Regions from separate parts of the Homo sapiens genome. Here region 1 is linked to region 2. The links are chromatin contacts, found by Hi-C or POLR2A ChIA-PET in ENCODE. All regions are on one chromosome and are shown on one strand. The core of a region is the stretch at or near the end of the contact, and the rest is flanking DNA. Distances in the headings are between cores, read along the strand shown. Region 1 overlaps CYSTM1 (cysteine rich transmembrane module containing 1). Region 2 holds the start of NRG2 (neuregulin 2).

What was found. A loop is a pair of places that touch in the nucleus more often than their neighbours do. ChIA-PET counts read pairs that join two places held with the same protein, here RNA polymerase II (POLR2A).
Region 1: a map of dorsolateral prefrontal cortex shows a loop between it and region 2 (5-fold over the local background). The contact joins the enhancer-like site here to the promoter of NRG2 in region 2. A Hi-C loop is called at or near these places in 1 of 168 maps with a recorded cell type or tissue (dorsolateral prefrontal cortex). POLR2A ChIA-PET finds 5 or more read pairs at or near these places in 2 of 52 experiments (MCF 10A and Panc1).

The regions. Positions count from the first base shown.
Region 1 is chr5:140,240,188-140,244,864 of GRCh38, forward strand. It overlaps CYSTM1 (cysteine rich transmembrane module containing 1), which reads left to right. Exons shown (of 3, transcript NM_032412.4): 3 at 3,118-3,602. The coding sequence ends at 3,224. Among named protein-coding and RNA genes, the nearest start is that of PFDN1, 61 kb to the right of the region's middle. RefSeq lists enhancers at 716-1,554, 1,555-2,391. Within about 2 kb of position 1,329, at least 17 of the 41 ENCODE cell types and tissues checked have a DNase peak (open chromatin) inside an H3K27ac peak, as active enhancers do; they include dorsolateral prefrontal cortex, where a contact is called at or near this core.
Region 2 is chr5:140,041,731-140,045,981 of GRCh38, forward strand. NRG2 (neuregulin 2) reads right to left here and starts at 1,569. Exons shown (of 10, transcript NM_004883.3): 1 at 640-1,569. The coding sequence starts at 1,339. RefSeq lists silencers at 1,002-1,211, 1,372-1,711 and an enhancer at 1,034-1,703.

The DNA of each region.
Region 1 (4,677 bases), core at 79-2,578, 200 kb after region 2:
TTTAACCCCTCTCCCTTTTTTCCGTCTTTTTAAAAAGGTTTATATTTTTAAATAGCATTCCAATTACAGAAATTGAGAGAAGAGTTGCCGAGATGGTAGTTTCTGTAAACAGTTTAACATCTTATGTAACCATAGTTCTGCCTGCTTTTTGTCTTCTGCTTGGCTGTAGAGGAGGCAGTTGCCAGGATGGCCCATCTCTGGTTGTGGAACACCTGGGTTGGGGCCACCTCTGCCACAGCTCCTGCTGGGTGACTCGCACTGCCAGCTAAGCCTCAGTGCACAGAGGGCCCCGGGCTTCAAGTACTGAGTGGCCCAGGACCCAGGTAGCATGGGGTGCCAGCCAGGATAGTGCACGAGTTCTCAGGCAGAGTCCCCCATTGGGAAGTGGGGAGTGACGGGGATGGTAGCAGAGCAGAATGCCAGGAATGGTGAGGCCCTGGGGTGGGTGGGGATCCTGGGGCAGAGACTAGGCTGTGCAGCTCAGTGCACCCTCTGGAGATGCAGTACCCTGAACCCTGCACCTAGAAGATGCAGTTGTAAAATTTCTGGGCCCCACCGCAGGTGCTCTGAAGAACTGTGAGGGCTGCCTTGGGGGTTTCTCCTGCGCTAGTCATCCCTGCTTTGGGCGACTGAAGCAAGGAAAACGCAGGTCACTCCCACCTCCAGACCCACGCTACTCCCCATTGCCCATCCTCCCAACAGCCCAGGAGCAGAGATTCTGTCCTCAGCTAAAGGTGAAAAGGTCCTAAGGCTTTTGGGAAACTTGGTGCTCCAGGAAATAAGTGACTCGGGTTTCTAAGTTATGTGTGGGCACTCAACGCCCCTGTCATGGCTGTCACAGCCCTCTGGTTTGAAGTCCTCCATTTTGTAGCTGCTGTTTCTAACCTCTGTCAGCACTGCCTGGGAGTAATGAGTTCAAAGTCCCTAGTTCCCCACGTTTCCAAGTATGTTATGTGAAAGCCCTGGCAAGAACGAACCTGATTAAACTGGAGGAAAAAGGTGGAGCAAGCAAGACTAGGACGTTTTTGTTTCCCCAGTTAAGCTGCCTGAGGTTCAGGGGCTCTGACAGGTGAGAAAGGCATGGCCACCGCCTCAGCCCTGTCTCTGGAGGCTGGGGAGAAGGGGAAGCAGTGAGGAGACTGACTGATGTCCTGATGCCCATGCCCCACACGGCGGTCATGAAGACTGAGTGGCCCCATGTCCAGAAAGCCCTCAGCACAGGGCCTGGCACTTGTGAATACCTCAATAAATGGTAACTTAAGAGAGCCTGTGAGGCCCCTCCCACTGCAGCCAGCCTCCAGCTGAGTCTCTGGCCTGAAGCCCAGGGATGGCCTGCACATGAATCAAGCAGGCTATTTCCAGAGCTGGCAGGGGAGGGGCTTTCTGTCCCAGGGGCAGGCGAGCCAATCCTGTGACAGGGAGAGCACAGGGAAGGGGTTATTCAAGGGGATCTGCATGCCATTGTATTCTGGTTTCCCTGTCCAGAGCTGCCCATGCAGGATCCCGGGGTGGGCAGGCCATCCAGGCAGATGGAAGGGACACTCTGCCTGGGGCTTTCCTGCTGCAGTGACCCCAGGGCCTGGGGTGGCCAGGCTTCAGTGGGTAGGGTAGGCTCTGGCTGGATGTGAGAGATGACTTTGCTGTAGCCCCAGTCACCTCTGTTCTCTTTCTGATCCCTTTTCTATCCCAGTTGGGTATGAGCAAGCCTGGCTTGCCAGAGGCTTTAGAGCCATAAAGGCCTGGGTTCGGATTCTGCCCTTGCCTCTGCCTCGTCACATGTGCTTGAACGAGAGACTTGAGCTCTCTAAGCCTCGAATTCCTTGCCTGTGAAGTGGGAATGATGGTAGTATCTACCTCAGGGTTGCTGTGAAGACGAAATCAGGTACTTGACCTTAGGAGGCCTCAGAATAAATGAGCCATTCATCCTCTCCCTCTGAGCAGGCTTTCCTGGTGAAGGGCATCTAGACCCAGACCTGTGCTGCTGAGTGGAGCCAAATGCAAGTGGACTAGGATTAAACCTGTGCCATAGGAGAAGGAAAAGGAACATGTCCGTGCAGTAGAGGGCAGCTGATACAACGGGAGGACCTGGAAAATCTCCCTACTAACCCACTCAGCGTGCCCTGTAATAGCAATGACACCAGGCTCCAGAGAGAGGCGCTGCCGAGAGAGGTCTAAAAACAGATACAAAACACAAGAAAACTGAAAGAAAACCCCTAAAGGACTGGCTTAATTGATAACATTCATGCATTCATGAACTTTGGAAAAGTGAAATGCTTACTGCTTATGAGTTTGATGACAGTGGTTGTTTTGAGATTTTCAGTGGCCACAGATTGACTAGCAGCCATTTAAAATATGTCCTTATGGGAAGAGAAGCTAATGCCGCAAATCAGCTAACAAGTAGTGGGTAGTTGGGGTCCTTCTTGACCTATGGATTTGTTTAGCACTCAGATCTCTCGATAGAGCACTTGGCCATGACAGGGCTCAGGTTTCCAGCTCCATTTGGAGGAAAAGTGAGCATGCTAGGCTCAGGAAGACACCACACAGGCTCCAGCCGCCCCATCCCACTCAGCCAGGTTTTCATCCCTGCCTTCCTTCATCGTTTATGTCAAGGTATAGAGGTTGGGGGCACATTCTGAAATTGTGTATTGCCCAGGAATGAAAAACCAGGGCTCTTGATTATTCTTTAAGGGTTTAAAGCCCCCCTTTAAAAGGAGATTTTAATTCCCTTTCCTCTGTTATTCTTGGGTGATGGGTCAGCTGTATCCCAAGAAATGACCCCCAGTTCCCCTCCAGGGGGGAAGACATGCTACCTGGTTTACAAACCAAGTAGGGTTGGCCAACTCTGGTTGCCTTGGCATGGGGCCATTCTGCAAGTTCTCTAGTACTTGTCCCTGTGAGGGTGAGGGCGTCCTGAGTCTGGAGTGGCAGGAGGGAGAAAGCAGCTGAGCTGAGCCACCCTCCTTCCATTCAGCAGCAGCAATGGCAGGAACACGGTTTCACCAGTCTGCTCAATAGTTTTCCCCTGGTGTAGCCTTCCTGTGGTCCTGGGAGGCTAACTTTGCAGGGCCTGGGGTTTGCACCAGTCCATTCTCACCCTCTTCCCTCTTCTCCCTCCAGTGTATGTGGTAGAAGACCAAAGAAGAGATGAGCTAGGACCATCCACCTGCCTCACAGCCTGCTGGACGGCTCTCTGTTGCTGCTGTCTCTGGGACATGCTCACCTGACCAGACCAGCCCAGCCGTCCTGTCCTGCCAGCTCTGCTGCCACCTCTGACAGGTGTGCCTGCCCCCATCTCTTCTGATTGCTGTTAACAAATGACTAGCTTTGCACAGACACCTCTACCTTCAGCACTATGGGATTCTAGATTAATGGGGGTTGCTACTGTTTAATTCAGTGACTTGATCTTTTTAATGTCCAAAATCCATTTCTTATTGATCTTTAAAGATGTGCTAAATGACTTTTTTGGCCAAAGGCTTAGTTGTGAAAAATATAATTTTTAAATTATACATTCAAGGTAGTGGCCAAATGTAACACATCAATCATGGAATGATTTCTCTGCTAACAGCCGCCTGTATGTTTCAATAAATTTGTCCAAAGCTCAACTGTCTGTCTAAATGATTCCAGGCCTAAGCTAAGCTACCTGGAGTCTGTGCTTGTCTCCTGGACTGTTACCATGTCTAACTAACTACTCATCTGCTCACTGAGGCTTATAAAATGTGGGTATCTATCTCAGCTAGTGGCCACCATCCAATGTATGACCAGCAGCCAATCTACCTTTTTATTCTGGTGGTGATGCAAACAGTGAGGGTGCTACAAAGGCGGCCAGTTCTGAGGGCCAGGTGTTCTCCAGCTGGGTCATGGGCTCCCGGCCAAGCTACTCTCCCCGTAGTCCCACTCAGAGATAGGCTCAGGGAGGAGCATTTGCCACATCTTGCACCTGCCTTTACCCAGAGCCTAGGAAAGGGCCTTTTGGTAACCAGGGGCTGCCCCTGGAGTGGCTTCCAGGCCTGCTCCCTGGAAACCCAGGAACCTACAATTACATGGGGCCAGCCAAGAGGTTTTCCTTTTTTTTTTTTTTTTTTTTTTTTTTGAGATGATGGAGTTTCACTCTTGTTGCCCAGGCTGGAGGACAATGGCGTGATCTCGGCTCACCACAACCTCCCCCTCCTGGGTTCAAGCAATTCTCCTGCCTCAGCCTCCTGAGTAGCTGGGATTACAGGCATGTACCACCAGGCCGGGCTAATTTTGTATTTTTAGTAGAGACAGGGTTTCTCCATGTTGGTCAGTCTGGTTGCGAACTCCCAACCTCAGTTGATCTGCCCGCCTCGGCCTCCCAAAATGCTGGGATTACAGGCGTGAGCCACCGCTCCTGGCTGAAGTTTTCCCTTCTGGATGTCCCCTCACCCCTCACCCCAGCTCGTCAGCCGTGCCACTCATCTCATATTTGGCCACAGGGTGGCGCCAGGCTGCCATAGCAGCAAGTCCGATTTTCCTCCATCAGCTGGCCCGCCCAGCCCAGCCAGCCCGAGAAGCCGCAGCTGACAGCTAGCTCCCTGCCGACTCTGCCTTCCCTCCGAAGCAGTGGACGTGCTGATAAATGTTTACCGGTGCTCTCTTTAAAAAAAAAAAAAAAGCCATGTTTTGTTGCATGTCCTGTGTCTTATTTCTGATGTCCTG
Region 2 (4,251 bases), core at 319-2,818:
GCAAAGACAGGCAATCACGATGAAGAAAAAAACTGGAGCCACATGGAGGACGGAAAACAGTAGCAGAAAAAGTCCAACTCTGCCTGCGCCAGCGGTGTGGATGAGCAGAGCAACGAGCCCAGGAGAGGAAGGAGGGGGCGGGGGCGACCATTCCCTAGGAGAACTTGTAAGCGGAGGCCTTCACAGCCTGGGAGTCTGCCCAGCTGCTCCCGCAGACCCTGCCAGCCTGGGCACGGCAGGCCCGCGGCAGCAGGGCAGGCAAGGCCTCCGAGGGTCACTCCTGACTCACTGAGCCTCAGGCCAGCACCGCCAGGACCTCTCCGTTTTTCCTTCCGCTACTGGGCTATGATGGCAGCTTTCCAGCCCCACATGCCATACATCAGCCGCAGATCCCCGCTGGCACAGGCCAGCGCCTCCCTCCGCCCCCCACCCCTGGCACACTTTGAGCCTGATCCTTCTTCTCTCCAACCCCAACCCCCTCACCCACCCGTGCCAGGCGCCCTGCCCAGGGGCGGCCCCACCCCCCCAGCGCCCGGACGCTGCCAGGCCCGGGCACCTGCAGCACCTCCCCGCCCCACCCCCATTCTCCACCACCTCGCCCCTCCCCCCTTTCTCCAGCAAAGGGAGGGGGCGACTCACCGCAGTCAGTGCACAGGATCTTGCCCACCTCTTTCTTGAGATTTTTGCCGTTGGTATCGAGGGGGGCAAAGGCCGTCTTAAAGACTAAGGGCTGTTCCGTGGGCTCCAGGAAAAAGATGTAGCGCTGGTTCCTTTCGAGCGGCACACAGGAGCCCACGCTGATCACCTGCTCGCGCTGCAGCCCCCCGCTCCGGAGCGGCCACTTGTCCAGCACCTTTACCAACGCCACCCGACCCGAGGCGGGCGGCTCTCGGGTGCTGTTGGAGCTGGAGCCGCCGGCTGGGACCAGCCCCTGTACCTTGCCCTCCACCACCACGGGTGCCTTGTACGCCTGGTCCTGCACTGACTTGAGGCTGGGCGAGTAGCAGGCGAGCGACACACCGAAGAGCAGCATGGAGAAGCCGGGGGCCGGGTCGCGCCTCATGCCGCCGGCGGCTGCGGCTCGCGAACGGGCGGCGGCTCTCCGGGCTGCGGGGCTGCGGGGCTGCGGCTGTTGCTGCGGCCGCGGCTCTGGGGGCGCAGCGGGACGAGAGATGCTGCTGTTGTTGCTGCTGCTCCTGCTGCTGCTGCCGCTCTCGCTGCTGCTGCTGCTGCTGCTGCTGCTCCTCTCGCTGCTGCTGCTGCTGCTGTCGCTGTAGCTGCTGCACCGACCCTTCTCCAGTGGCGGCGGCGGCAGCGCTGAGCAGCAAACCTGCCGCATCTGGCCAGGCCATTTGGGGGGCTCCGCCGCTCAGCCGCCGCCGCCTTGGGAGGGGAAACAGAGCCCGCTGGAAAACCGGAAACAGCGTAACGTTAGCGCCTCTTAGCCCTCCACCGGCAGCCCGGGGAGGTGGCCCAGCTAGGGCAGGGGGCAGGCGGCAAGCGGGCCGCGATGCGCAGCGCGGCGCAGCGCAGCGCTCCCACCCTGTGCGCCAGGACCTGGAGGAGGATGCGGAGGATGGGACGCCCGCCCACTTGCTCTCTCGCGCCCCCTCTGCCCCCGGACCGAGTAGGGAGCGCGGCTTCTGCAGGGGAAGCTTGGGACTGCACTGCTTTAGTGCCCGCCTTCAGCCCGCAGGGGCGCGGGAGGAATCGTGCCACCCTTTGCTCCCGGGATTTATCGGCATGACAGTGGGGGTGGTGCGTGAGGAGAAGGCGAAGAAGAGATAACGGGCTCCTGGCACCATCCTATGAACGTGGTAATGGGACGCAGGGCGTGCCCCCTGCCTTTGGCCAGCAGCTGTAGGAGCCAGAGAGGTTGCCATGGCCAGGGTGGCCGGCCAGCCTCTCGCCTCTTGGGCTGTCCTCTTTCCTAGGAGGACCCTGGAGCCCAGCCCCTAAATGATACCACGTGCTCGGTCCTGCCACCGCCTGGTGAACGCTGGATATTCGACTTGAGGTGGGGGAGAATCCCAGCCCCGTCATTTTGGAAAGAGTTGGGCCACAAGGTGTCTTGTCTTAGCATTGAGGACACCCAAGCAGAGGTGGTAGCTGAGAAAGGGCCCAGTCCCCAACACTCTGGGCTTTCTTCAGCGGCCACGTGGGGATCTGGCTGAGCACTGTACAACCTCATCTTTTAAAAATCTGATCTCTAAGAAAGGTGGGGGGCTTCTTGGGAGCCAACAGAGAGCCAGAGCCTGTCAGGGCCAGAGGCTGCTCCATAAAAAAGGTTTTTTTTGTTTTGTTTTGTTTTGTTTCCAAGGCTGATGCTTGCAAGAGGCAGAAGAGTTTGCTGCACTGGAGCCAGCATCTGATTTAAAACACACACACACACACACACACACACACACAGGTCCATAATCCATTAGCCTATCAATGAGGGTCCAGGGAGTTTTCAACACCCAGCTTTTAACCTTGAAGGATGTGGAGCTCAGGAATGCCAGTGAGCTCTTGGGGAATTTTATACCGCACTGGGCTCCACAGGAAACTGGTCCAAGGATGAGTGACTTAGGCTAGGACTGCTATTCTGGAAAGGAAGTAGAGAGAGCTACACCTTTCCTCCTAGCTAAGAGACATCTTAAACTCAATACATCCAAAGCCAACATCATTATTTCTTCCACTTCACTCCAAATCCCCTATAATTATTAATGCCACTGTTTTATTCTTTTAGACTACATCAATCCATTACAATAAGTCCCTTCATCTCATCTTTTATTCTTCCTCATCCAATTAATCACCAAGGCCTTTGGGTCTCTCTTTTAAAATAATCTCCAATTTATCTACTTCCACTCCAACTCTGCTGCAAATACCTTAAGTCCAAGCCCTCATCATCTCTCACCTGGACAACTTCTAAGCCTTCTAACTGGTCTCCACTCCTTTCACCTCATCACCTATCTCCAGTCCTACCAATGCCAGAGTGATCCTTCTAAAAATAAAATGTAAGTACAATTTGGCCATGCTACTGCTCTCAGAAGTTAAGTTCAAACTCCTCAGCAAGGCTCTTCATGGGCTCCCTTTGCCTAGCCAGCTTCATATCCTGAGAGCCAACCCCCCACTCTAGCAATCCTCAGCACTTCATGCTCTTTCTTGGTGTGCTTCTGCACATGATGTCTCTTGTGTCCAGAAAGCCTCACCTCCACCTTGACCACATGGAAAACTTATTTTCCCAAGGCCCAGCTCAGCATTATACCGCATCCCCCTTCCTACATATCCACCTCTACTCCCACCAACACATACATGATGGAATTAATCCCTTCCTCCTCTGTATTGCCATGAGCTTCACACATAGTATTACTGTTGGGATACTGGCCCATACCGTATTTCAAGCAGCCATTTAATGGGTCTGCATCTCCCATCAGGCCAGGCACGTTAATGTCAGGGACTATATATATCCTATTCATCTTTGGATTCCTATTACCTCCAACACAATGCCTGGCATAAAATAAGGATTAGCAAATCTCCAGTGAAAGAAGGAGAGAAGGAAGAAAATAACTGAAAATCGGCACGCTTAAAGGCATCAAGCCAATCTTCTTGGCTCCTTCAGTGTCCCCCATTTCATTTTCATAGATCACAGACCTCATAAATCACAAAACATCACCATAAGGAAGATAGCGACATCCACTCTTTCATTTTACAATGAAAGAAAAAGTCCCAGAGGGGATAGGGGACTTACTCAACATTTCACACAGCCAGGACTGAACTCAGTCTTCTGTTCCTGAGACCAGGGTCATAGTGAAGAGCTTGTGCTCTGGAGCCCAGCAGAGCTGGGTTTTAAAGCAACTCTGTGACTTACCAACTTTGGGATGAGTCTATTTCACTCTCTAGGCCTTAGTTTCCTTATCAGTATGAAGGAGAAAATAATAGGGTCTACTTCGTAAAGCTGTTTTTTGCTCAGTATGTACTTTCAATAAATATTCAATTGAATGGCTCCTCTGTGCCAAGCACTGAGGCACTGTATGTTACTGGATGTACTGTGGTGAACCAAACTGTTCAATAGTACATGTCTGTGCTCTCAAAGCTCATACTCTGACTGGGAAGACAACAGTAAATAAGTACACAAATGGGTAACTAATTACTTGTATTGCTGAGTGTCCTGAAGGAAATAAACAGGATGAAATGCTAGAGAATAATGGAAAGGGGAGAGGATAGGTCTACTTGGATAAGGGAAGGCTTCTCTGAGGAGATAACATTTAA